Linked DNA regions of Homo sapiens: region 2 is linked to region 1. The links are chromatin contacts, found by Hi-C in ENCODE. All regions are on one chromosome and are shown on one strand. The core of a region is the stretch at or near the end of the contact, and the rest is flanking DNA. Distances in the headings are between cores, read along the strand shown. Region 1 overlaps INPP4B (inositol polyphosphate-4-phosphatase type II B). Region 2 has its middle 21 kb from the start of RNF150.

Region 1 (6,063 bases), core at 1,332-3,831:
AGATGCAGTTGTATATGCATCTGTATGTATATATGTATATGCACGTATATATACAGAGAGAGAAAGAAAAAGTAGTTTGCCAGGGCAGAGATTTAGTCTGATTGCCACCTATGGAAGGCATGGAGAGTCTGAGAAGAGAAGTTATTGCTTATGCTGACCTTTTAAAAACTTCTGAAAGCTTCAGTCCCACAAAACATGGTCCAATCAATGTCCTGGAATCTGACCAGTTGGATCATTCTCTCTTAGGGGAATGGAATTTTTTCCTCTTTTCTTGACTTAGCATTTAGAAAATCTAAGGGGAAGAGCCTAGCGCTCCCCCTAGAGGCTAATATTTATGCTTGCAACTTAGAAAGCATTGCAATATAAGGTTCTGTTTTCAAAGTCTTGAAACTTTCCTGAGGAATATATTATCACGCTCTCTATTCATTACCTGTAGACGTTTTAATAAGATGAAAGTAGACTATTCACAGCTGCGCCTCATTAATAAAAGGTTGAAGACATCGTTTTTTATAATGGACTTTTAAAAAGTACGCATTTAGTGGCTTTTTACCTTTTAATGCTTTTTACCTTTTACCTTTTATCCTCGGTGGTAGCACATTGGGCTTCTATGTTCCAAAATACAGATAATCTCTAAAGTCAAGTGACAGGAGTTTAGTTATATGGGTAGTGAGCTGAAAAAACACCACCCTATATTTCTAAGTGACTATATTTGTAACTGAATAGGCCACTTGTCATCAGCTAAAGTTTCCATGGATAACGTAGCATGTGACTTTTATAGGATATTGCCTCCTACACAACAGGCTGTATTCAGTAATAAGTACAGGCAATTCGGATGCTGTTATAATATTTACCATGAATTTCTCAAGGCAAATCCTGATAATATTCAGTTTATAAGAATGAGTGTTTACACTTTCATAGGTGTTTAATTAACAAAATGTAATTAGAGAGGTGGAAGGGTTTCTGTTTTTCTCATTTCTTACTTTGTTCTCTGTTAGTGGTGTGCCATAAACCCCCAAAAGGGAGCTGAAGTATGATCCTATTATATTAAAGTAGCAAGTGAATTTGTTAAACTCCTGGTAAGACATGTACACATATGGGTTGGGAATATTTTTGGTGTAGAAAAGTAATATATATATATGATATATATTAATTTATAATTACAAATATCATTTTCACATCATACAGAATATGATAGGTACTACAGATATAATTGTACTTTTAATCTATGTGTGTGTGTTTCAGTCTTGAGGACCTGGAAGCAAATGAGGAGAGAAGAAGGAAAGTTGATGTATTATTTTTGTAGCCTTTGTTTTCACTTTCTTTTGTTGTCTTAATACTGCCAATTGTGGAAGAAAGCCATTTGGGAAGTATTTGTGGTGCTTTCTTCAACTTGATTAGGCTTTGCTGCCAGGGCCTTCGTTGTACTATACAGGAATTCCTGTGATTTTCAGGAACACAAAGCGGTCTTTAGAAACACATTCGCTGGGCAGACAGGAGGGAAAAACACACTATTTGGCCAACCAGAGGAAGAAAGCTCATGTCTGGAAAATTTTACTGAACACCCCATCAGGAAATTCATTACTTATATTCTAAACAGCAGCTTCCGAGATCTGTTTTTATATTTATAGAATATCTGGCAGCAAGCAAATGTAAAAGAGAGCTATATTACATTTAGTATTTTGCTTTTGCTTTTTCAGTTCCACTTTTAAAACTATATAGGAAATAATGAGCTCACAAGTATTGTTTTGGCATTCTTCAATGTGCTCACATTTAACAGATCATGACCATTTATTATACTACAAGAATAACAATACATTTTAACCCCAACTCTTAATACTATTAGAAATTATTGAAATTGAAGAGCCTTGATGTGAAAATTAAGCTGGGGCTTTGTACAAAAGATCTGACTTTAATAGCCATGTTCATCTTGGCCAACTTATTTATTTTCTACGTTTCTTGACTGGATATGTAGAGCATTTAGGAGAAGAATTTTATTCAGTGTCCAAAAGGAAGTAGTTTCTATGGAAAAGGTGCTATAAATGGATTTGATAACTGAGTCCAAGTCCCAGGTTTTTCTCTTATCAAGTGATTAACAAAATGTTACCCTTTCTGAAATGGGGACAAAAATGCTTTCTCTAACAGCCCCTATAGGGTGATTGAATCAATCAGGGTCCATCAGGGAACAGAAACCACGCCAGTTATTTGAACATAGATATTAAATGTAAGTAACTGTTAACTAGATATAAGATTGTTGTTAATAAAATCAATGAAAGGGTAAAAGAGAACTACAAATAATCACAGAAGTGGCAACTGTAGGATGCAGCTTCCAGCTCTAGAGGTAGGGAATAGAGAGAAGACTTTGGAGTTATTAAAACTTAGATCTTGGAGGAAAGGACTAGTAGAGCTGAAATTTATCCCACTAATGGTGAACTTGGACAAGACCCATAGACCTGAAATTCATTCTGCAGAGGGAACATGGGTCAGGCTAGCTCTAGTATCTCTGAAAGCCATGCAATAGTACTGCAAATGTTGGAAGTATTGCAAACTGGTTTCAGCTGCTATTACAGGAAGGAGCAGCTGCTCCTTGGGCAAACAAAACAGCTAGGGTGATGCTGTTAGGAATAGCAGGCAGTCAGCTAGCCCATAGGAAAACAATATTTCTTCTTTCTTCACCAGGCTTTTCAGTTTCCATCTGGGCTCCCTGTTAGAAGAGCCTAACATAGAGCCATCAGAGTCAGGATAAACATGGTTTTGAGAGTCTCAGCCATAGCATCACAATGAAGTTTACAGAATGGACAAATAGATTTGGAGCTGAGAGATAATTTCTTGCACAGCTTTATGTAAAATGCTTTCCAATGTAGACAAAAGTAAAGTATAATTTTGCAGTGTAAAGGTAGAATTTTATTTTCATTAACATTTTTGCTCTTTTAAATCTTGGAAAATAACAGTGGCTTAGACATTCTTAAATGACTTCTGTGTTGTAAAATATCTTACCAATAGCAGGGTACTTGAAATTTACACCACACGAGGCCTTTTGGTTGAGGCTCAATGGTTTATGAATAATATACTTATTCTGCTATAGTAAAGTAAGGATTAGAACATTAATGCAGAATGAGGTAAACCTAGGGGAAGGGGAAATGTGGTGAGAATTTGAATTACATTAGTATTGGTGGTGTGTAAGGAAAACTGATGTAGGTCTTAGTTTTTTGTTTTACCAAAGAAAATAATTGGAAGAATGATCACCAAGAAGAGAGAGGTTGAATATTATGCATTATACACTCTGACTTATCTTTAAATTATCATATAGAAGTGACAACTGCAACATGGACAGCAATTATTGAAGAGAAAATGGTACAACAATGATTCGATTTCTATTTTTTTGCTCAAATAAAGCAAGGACATACAATATGTTCTTGAAGTACCATTACAAATTACATCTCTGAACACTCAGAGAAAGGCTAATAGTGCAGACTGTTCTTAATAGTGGAAAGCAACATACAATTCAAGTTCTTCAGCCTCATATCTCATGGTAATTTTCTTTCTTATGTCTTATTGCATTCTAAGCGCCGAAGAGGTAGCTTTGATTGTGGTGATAATAGTCTGTGTCCTAAAGCAAGACTATTTTTAAGGCAATAGAGTACCTTTTTAGAAAACTCTTTATCTCTGTCATACATTAAAGAGAATAAACAGATATTCAGTGGTTTGATAGTGGCAGTAATGATGGATTTTTTTTTTTTTACAACTTATCTGACAGTATTGGTTTCAGAAAGATCTGGAATTACTTGAGCATAAAATTCTTGCTTTGTCTATTTTAAAAACTATAGCTGACAAATAAGCTCATGTGTGATTCTTTGATTCTTGGGGAGGGAAAGAATCTAAAGATGTGCCTTTTATGAGAACAGCTCTTGATATTACATTCAGATAGTGATTAACATTCTTCCTTTTCACAAAATTTCTGTTTCAAAGAGAAGAGTATTTTGTGGATATATAGGAAATCTTCATAAAATATTTTATTTTCATAAATTATTGATGTCAAAAAAGGCCTGTATTTTATATTAAACTGAAACATTCTTCACCTTTGCAAGAAAATGGAAAAGCTGATCAATGAGATTCTACTTACATCTAAATCATTCTCCAGTTTCAAACTATTTGCTAAGAGAGTGGTTGGACTTTGATTCTCTTAGAGGACCACTTAGTGCTAAGCTACTATAATAAAGTAGATCTTTCTTCCTAAGCATCTAACTTACAAAGAGAGAGTACTACATGCAATACAGACAAAAATGAAGCATCCCTTTTACATTATCTTTCTTTCCACTCATTTGGAAAGTAATTCATAATATTTCTTTTATCTCTCGTATATCAGTTGTCCTTATTCTCTGGGGGGAAATAAAAAGAAGTATGCTGACAATGACCTATCTTCTGTGGTGTTAAAGTTTATACAGTATCTAAGTTAAGACAGATTGCTGATAATTGACTCAAGTTAATTTATTTTAGCTTAGATTGTAAATAAATGACCATTGCCATGATGATCTTGGCTACTAAACAGACTATGTAGCAGTATCTAATAAACAGGCAAATGTGATAGAAATTTGGAAGAGAAATAAGAAATCTCTCTTTCCAAAGGAGTGTAAAAATACTGGAAAACTAACATCTGCTCCAACACTCTTCCTCATTGGTGCTGGCAAGGCTGAGCTGTAAATACCAGCTTCCCATAACATCATCCTCCAGCCCCCTGCACTGAGCTGGCTGCGAAGTGCCTGAAATCACTTTTCCCTCCAGCAGAACAGCTCCTGGGATTAGGCACTCACTGAACTTGATATCTGGGGAGTCTTATGACAGATAAGGTTTTGCTCTGATAACCTTCTGTGGCTATAGAGGGAAGGACTCTTCCTTCAAATTGTTCACTAGGGACATTTTAGACAATCATTGCTCTGAGTTGAGCCTGTTCTAGTTTGCAGCCTTGGAGCAATGTTGCTTTAGATTAATGTGTCACCAAGCTCTTATTGAGAAAGAAGTTCTTTTATTTCCTTATAGGCTGGATTTGCACTTGTCAATTGTGTGGATGAAGAAAAGAGGTTAGAGAAGGGGCCTCCCACATACTGATGATTTTTAGTGTCTCTTCACCATCTATATCTGGGGAGAATTGGAGGGGCAGGAGGGAGAAGCTGGTGCTGGAACTCAGTAATTAACCTGATTTGAGTCAGGTTTAATGACTTCTCTGTTTAAGGTAAAATATTCTGGAAAAAAATATTTTCCTTAAACAAGACCAAATAGTAAAGTGACTGAATGGTGGATGCCTTACTCCCTCAAAATGGCAAAGGTCACTGCATTTTTATCTCCTGCCAAGCCAATCAATAATGAAAGGATTGATTTAGAGGCTTGTGGAGACAGGCTCTTCAATGACCTTGTTGTAGTAGCAGGGTTAGGGTAGGGATCTACCATGCGCCCTCTTCAGCTCTAATGCCGTTGTCCACTTCACCCCTGTATCATAAGCAAAAGCTACAAGAAGCATATTATTTGCAAGATGGAGCTTATAGTTTATTTTTGTTGATGGTGGTGATTTTGTCAAAATGTGGTGATGTTTATGCAGTCACATAATGGCACTATGAATTTTGTTTTATAATTACATAGCAAAATTTATGGATGATCACATTTACATGTTCTATCACGTTTCTGACAATTATAGTTCATTGCTTCCTCATCTCTTTCCTTCAGGGTATCAGGAAATTATTGTGACTTAAAATGGGAATCTTTAGCTTTGAGGTGGGAGCAGTTTGACCCATTTCAACATTTTTATGAGAATTTGTCTCCCTTCTCTGAACCACCTCTGCTGCTATAGATGCACCTAAATTCAGAAAAAAATATTTACCTAGTGCAATCTCTATCTCATGAATGCTTTTCTTTTCAGTCTTTTATGTTATCAGAGAGATGTCTATAGAAAAGTTTACATAGAAATTATTTACTCAAATATTTTAATTAATGAATTTTTAAACTATTTTTATTGAAATTTAATTTTTATTTTGATATTTCCAAGTTGGAAATTAAATGAAAATAATAGCATCT
Region 2 (6,063 bases), core at 1,840-4,339, 1.2 Mb after region 1:
TCCCAATTCTCCCTTACTGACAGAGCCCTAGTTTTGCTCTGAGGTTCAACCTGCTCTGTACTATGAATCACTGGTGGCTGAGTCAATCATAATTCTACTCTTCTTCTGAGGGATTGAATTTAGCCATGGTTATATATTATCAAACCCAGGCCAAAGGGATCTGACATCTTCTTCGGTGCAGCAGTATGGATGGCCATTTTAGGAAATATTTTTCTCACTATTTAAAAAGGGTTTCTAGGATGTGACACACCCCTACATTTTTGGGGGGGGAGATATTGTGCACGTGACACCTGAATCCTGCAGCTATCTATGACCATGAGAGGAAACACTGATGAAAACCTGAAGGTAGAAGAGCAAAGAGCAGAAAGCATCTGAGTTTCTGATGACAGTGTTACACTATGGACTCACCCAATCTCAGAAATGTCTACTTAGTGGACAACTTTTAGTTGTGAATTCTGATACTTGCAGCTGAAAGCATCCTTACATATTCACCACAAGGTGTTGCTGCTCTCTAGGCTTGGAAATGCCTGGACCTTAATTGATTATTTTAATCATCTATAGCATATGATCAATTTTTTTTTGAGATAATCTCACTCTACTGCCCAGACTGGAGTGCTGTGGTGCAATCTTGGCTCACTGCAAGCTCTACGTCCCAGGTTCAAGCAATTCTTATGCCTCAGCCTCCTGAGTAGCTGAGATTACAGGTATGTGCCAACACACCTGGTTAATTTTTTTTTTTTTTTTTTTTTTTAGTAGTAGAGACAGGGTTTTGCCATATTGGTCAGGCTGGTCTCAAACTCCTGATCTCAGGCGATCTGCCCACCTCAGCCTCCCAAAGTGCTGGGATTACAGGTGTGAGCCACTGTGCCTGGCCTGCACAAATATTTTTAATTAAATATAATATCAGCCAGGAGCAGTGACTCATGCCTGTAGTCCCAGCTACTTGGGAGGCTGAGATAGGAAGATCACCTAAGCTCGGTCATTCAAGACCAGCCTGGACACATAGAAAGACCTCGTCTCTAAAATAATGTCAAAAAATCAGTCAGGTGTTGTGGCACATGCCTGTAGTCCCTCCTACTCAGGAGGATGAGGCAGGAGGATGGCTTGAGCACAGGAGATCAAGGCTGCAGTGAGCTATGATTGCACCACTGCACTTCAACCTGGATGACAGAGTAAGACCCTGTCTCAGAAATAAATAAATAAATATACTATAATCTTCATATGCATGCAACAATAGAATTTAGACATGAGAAATAAAAATAAAATGTTCAGCTCCCCAACTGACTAAATGGACACTCTCTTGGCCAAGGGGACCTCAGAGAAAGCTTAGAAACAGGGTTTCCAGCCATGATGGGATGGAAGGTCCATGTTGCCTCCTTTTTCCTCCTCCTTCCAGCCATGATGGGATGGAAGGTCCATGTTGCCTCCTTTTTCCTCCTCCTTCCAGCCATGATGGGATGGAAGGTCCATGTTGCCTCCTTTTTCCTCCTCCTTCCAGCCATGATGGGATGGAAGGTCAGGCTCACCTACTTTTTCCTCCTCCCTCACTAACCACCAGACTTTTCTTTCCTAAGAGTTAAACAGAAACCTGTCCTTTTGAAAGACTTGCTCTGCTACTGATTTCAAACAACTGCCTGATACTGCAACCAGACTCCCCTTCGTTTTTGTGGTTTCGGCACAACAATTGACCAGCATTCCTGGCTGGTGAGAGACCACGCACCATGGACTCGTTCTGGCTGTTTACAGGACTGGGCACTGCATGTCTTTGTGTCCTCCATTTCACCTTTTGACATATACAGCCAAATTTTGATGCATTTAAATGTTGTCTCCACCCCAAAGTGAAAATGGGATGTATATAACATTCATGTTTGCTTACTACTCATACTTGCATACCCAATTTTGTGATTATTCCTAGTCCTGCTATACCCTGTTTAATATGTATACTTATCCAACCCATTCAGCATAAATTCCTGTCTCACCCTTCCTCCTTCAAAGTGCCCACTTTCAGTTTCTGCCAGAATCTATGCTTCTCGGCCTGTAGGATGGCCGGCTTGCAGGCTGCAACTCTTTTTAAGGAATAAAGCTCTCGGCCGGTCGTAGTGGCTCACGCCTGTAATCCCAGCATTTTGGGAGGCCGAGGCGGGTGGATCATCTGAGGTCAGGAGTTCAAGGCCAGCCTGGCCAACATAGTGAAACCTGCCTCTACTAAAAATACAAAAAAAAAAAAAAAAAATCAGCCGGGTGTGGTGGTGCATGCCTGTAGTTCCAGTTACTCAGGAGGCTGAGGCAGGAGAATTGTTTGAACCCAGAAGGCAGAGGTTGCAGTGAGCCAAGATCGCGCCACTGCACTCCAGTCTGGGTGACAGGGCATGACTCTGTCTCAAAATAAAATAAAATAAAACATAAAGCTCTCCTCTCCAAATGTATAGATCTCACAATTTTAAGTTGACGGACAAAAGAGGATTGTTTATGAAGAAGGAGCTAATGGTAAAATATCTGACTCTGACGAAGGATGACATCACCAAGCATTTATTTTAGTGAATAGGCATATTTCTAAAATGCCTGTCTCCTATCATTATGAGTCAGGCATGAAGGTAATTACCTCTACCCATCTTTAGGGTTACTGATAAAACTAAATGAGACACTGCATCTGAAACATAGGTTGTTGTTGAATAATGGTTTCTCTCTTTTCCTCATCTCTACCAATTTGTGTTCTTTCATCCTTCAAACCTTCCTGAGAGCTTACCTTCTCATGATACGATTTCTTTAAGTTAAATTCAGCTGTTAATTTATGTTCTTTTTGCACTCAAATATGTGGTCTGCATTTTAAGTATAGCTGCTTAAGTTTTCAGATGTGTTGCACAGGGGCATATTCTATCTCTCTAGAAACACACCAGAATTGCAAGGTGTTCAGCCAAGGCAGAGAAATTGGCCTCCACTTGTTCTCGAGTGTGTGTGTTCTCTGACTCTTCTCAACTCTTCCCCAGCCCCCCAGCATTTAGCCCACTGATCCAAATAGAGTCATTACCCAACAAATTGTGAGAAGTGCTTGCCTAACAGCCCCTCTAACTTAATAGCATTGTGCCACACAGGCACGCTAAGGAAGGACAGAATGACCTCTTTCATTATGCAGGCCTGTGATGTTCCTCATTAGTTTTATAAGAGCCAATTCCTTTCACCAGAGTGGGGAGGATCTGGCTACTTACGTGGGAAGAACGTAAGTTGGAAATTGGCCAAGGAACTGATAGTACTATCAACTGGACACAGAGTCTTTCTGCTTTATGTCAACTATTACAGCAGAGCTCCTCCTGTTGTTTACTCTGTGGGCAGTCTTAAAATGATGTGTCTAATAGCAAAGTCTTACTGAGTGCCATTTATGTACCTGGAACTATTCTAAGTGCTTATACATATATGGACTCATTTAGTACTCACAGCAAACTGATGAGATAAGTATAATGATTATCTGTTTTACACATGAAAAAACTGAGGCACAGAGAGATGGAGAAATTTGTCCCAAAGCAGACAACTAATAAGTGGCATATCTGGGATTCAATCTCAGCAAACTAACTCGAGAGCCTGCTCTCTTAGCCATACATTACACTGTGGTGTATGCTCACTGCTGCATACCTCCTCTATTCACTATGGATCAATCCTGTAGGCATACATGAACACCTATGAGAAAAAGTTTCAAAGACAGGTTAGACATCATTTCTACTCTCTGTGGTCCCACAATCTAGTTGGGAAACAAATAGAAAAATATGTAATGGAAACTTTATATCCTTCTGGACCATTTGAAACCTACTATATCATCTACCCACTCACTATCCTCTTTCTCTTTGGATAGGTGAATGCTCATCTGAAGATGTTTTACCATTATTTCTTTACTGTGTGGGTTAGTACACAGGGCTGCCATAACAAATTACCACAGACTGGGTGTCTTTAGACAACAGAAATTTATTTTCTCACAATTCTAAGAGCTTGAAGTTCAAGATCAAGGTGTCAGCAGGGTTGGTTTCTTCTGAGGCCCCTCCCCTTGGCTTGTAGATGGCCATCTTTCCCTGTGTCTTGACATGGTCTTCCTCTTACCCATCTGTGTCCAGACTTACTCTTTCTTTAGGGACATCAGCGAAACTGGATTAAGACCCACCTTAATGACCTCATTTTAACTTCATTACCTCTTTAAAAACCCTTTCTCCAAACACAGTCACCATCTGTGGTACTGGGAGTTAGGACTTCAATAAACGAATCAATAAATGAATTTTTGGGGAACACAACTCAGTCCACAACACTGTATTAACCCTCCCTCCCCAACAACTTCTCTAGAAAGTGCTCTGACATCTTTAATGACAATATACTCCCAGCACTTGAAAGAATTAAAAATTTTTCTCAGTCTGAGACAGGAGAAGAAAAAAATTATGTGTATTGCAAGCAAAGTGCATAATTAAGATGTTGCGAATGATTCCTGGGAATACCCTTCTGGTAACTCAAAAACACTGCCAGCATCAGGACAAATAGCTAATGCATGTGGGGCTTAATACCTAGGTAATGGGTTGATAGGTGCAGCAAACCACCATGACACACATTTACATATGTAAAAAACCTGCATATTCTGCACATGTATCCCAGAAATTAAAGTAAAATTTATAAAAACACTGCCTATAATTGCTTTCAAAGGCTAATTTAGTATTCTTCCCATTATATGATGTTACATATGTGTGTAAAGTGAAGTTTATCTAACAAAAAAATAGATTGCACACCCCAGCTTTTATCCCCCAGAAGTGGTTAGTACACCCCAAACATCTTCTGGGGCAGGATAAAATTAGGAGTGAGCCCTTATAATGGTGATAAAGTAAATATAAGGGTTGAGAAGATCTCATTACGTAATTCATAGTGAGAGTCATTATCCACTACAATTGACAGAATGCTTTCTGTGAATAAATTTTACCTTTTTTCATGCAAATAAATAATAAAATAATAAAATAAATACATGGATGGCACTTTATGTTTTGCAATGTGTTACATTAAAGTAACAAAGTCATGTCATAGGTCAAAATAATATTCAGATAGTTCATATTCGTTTTATCAAAAGGATGGAATATTCCCTCCTAACACTAGTTATTTTGCTCAATTCATCTCAAAAGTTAGTAATTTTGAAAAGGAATGCTTACATTTTCTTTTTATGTGACTGGACAAAATTCCAGTGTGGGTGTTCAATCCACCCTTCAGGGACAAAAGCAACATGGCTGAATTTTTAAGTGAATTGCTTTGTGGCAATATCTCACCCGTTGATGAATCCTTGTGGCATAATATAATTCTGTAATAAAATTTCACAGCTCAATCGTTCATATATTTCTAATGATTCACAGCACAATTTCCCAGATTGCTTGAGAGGGATTAACAGATTACATAAAAGCCATTGTTAAAATTGATCAAATGACAATTTTATCGCTGTTACTGAACTCCACATTTTTTTTTTTGGCTGTCAATGAAAGTTTTGTAAAAGAACACATGGCAGACCTACATCATGAATTTTTCCAAAAATTAAATATTTTCCAACCATAGCTATCTGGTAAATCAATTAGAACAGCTTTTCCATCTTAATGAAATTTGAAGCTGGTTTACTAAAGAAATTTTCTGTGAATAATTTTATTTTATCATGGGAACACATTTGCTTTCTTCAGGGAATTTCAAATTATTTGTAAATTTAAATGTTACAAAGATTAGGAACACTTCCTTGCTTATAGAATTCAAAAACCCTGCCAAACAAGAAGCCACAAAATAATATTTTTTTAAAAATCTCCCATAATTCTAGGAATTGTTCTATTCTAAGGTAAAATGTTAAATTAGATAATATTTACATTTTCTCCTAATTCTAATGTTCTTCGATTTTTCTGATCCTTTTAGATTACTATAAACCTAGCCAAAATAGTATATTTCAAATAAAGTGTAATAATTGTATATAACCATTTTAAAGAAAAACATTCCTACAGTTCTCAGTATTGACTTAAATTTGTGTGTGTGTCTGTGTGTGTGTGTGTGTGTGTGTGTGTGTGTGTGTGTGTG

The links. Hi-C counts contacts between places; a loop is a spot of excess contacts on that map. Pooled maps may share reads with other maps.
Region 2: a loop to region 1 is called in a map of PC-3, with 7 times the contacts of the local background. The contact joins two enhancer-like sites. A Hi-C loop is called at or near these places in 3 of 168 maps with a recorded cell type or tissue (IMR-90, PC-3 and endothelial cell of umbilical vein), 4 of 37 single-sample maps with no recorded cell type and 6 of 50 pooled maps.

The regions. Positions count from the first base shown.
Region 1 is chr4:142,347,569-142,353,631 of GRCh38, reverse strand. The region is part of intron 7 of INPP4B (inositol polyphosphate-4-phosphatase type II B); the gene reads left to right. Among named protein-coding and RNA genes, the nearest start is that of INPP4B, 500 kb to the left of the region's middle. Within about 2 kb of position 2,581, at least 4 of the 41 ENCODE cell types and tissues checked have a DNase peak (open chromatin) inside an H3K27ac peak, as active enhancers do.
Region 2 is chr4:141,151,423-141,157,485 of GRCh38, reverse strand. It overlaps a transcript of RNF150 not described here. Among named protein-coding and RNA genes, the nearest start is that of RNF150, 21 kb to the right of the region's middle. Within about 2 kb of position 3,089, at least 2 of the 41 ENCODE cell types and tissues checked have a DNase peak (open chromatin) inside an H3K27ac peak, as active enhancers do.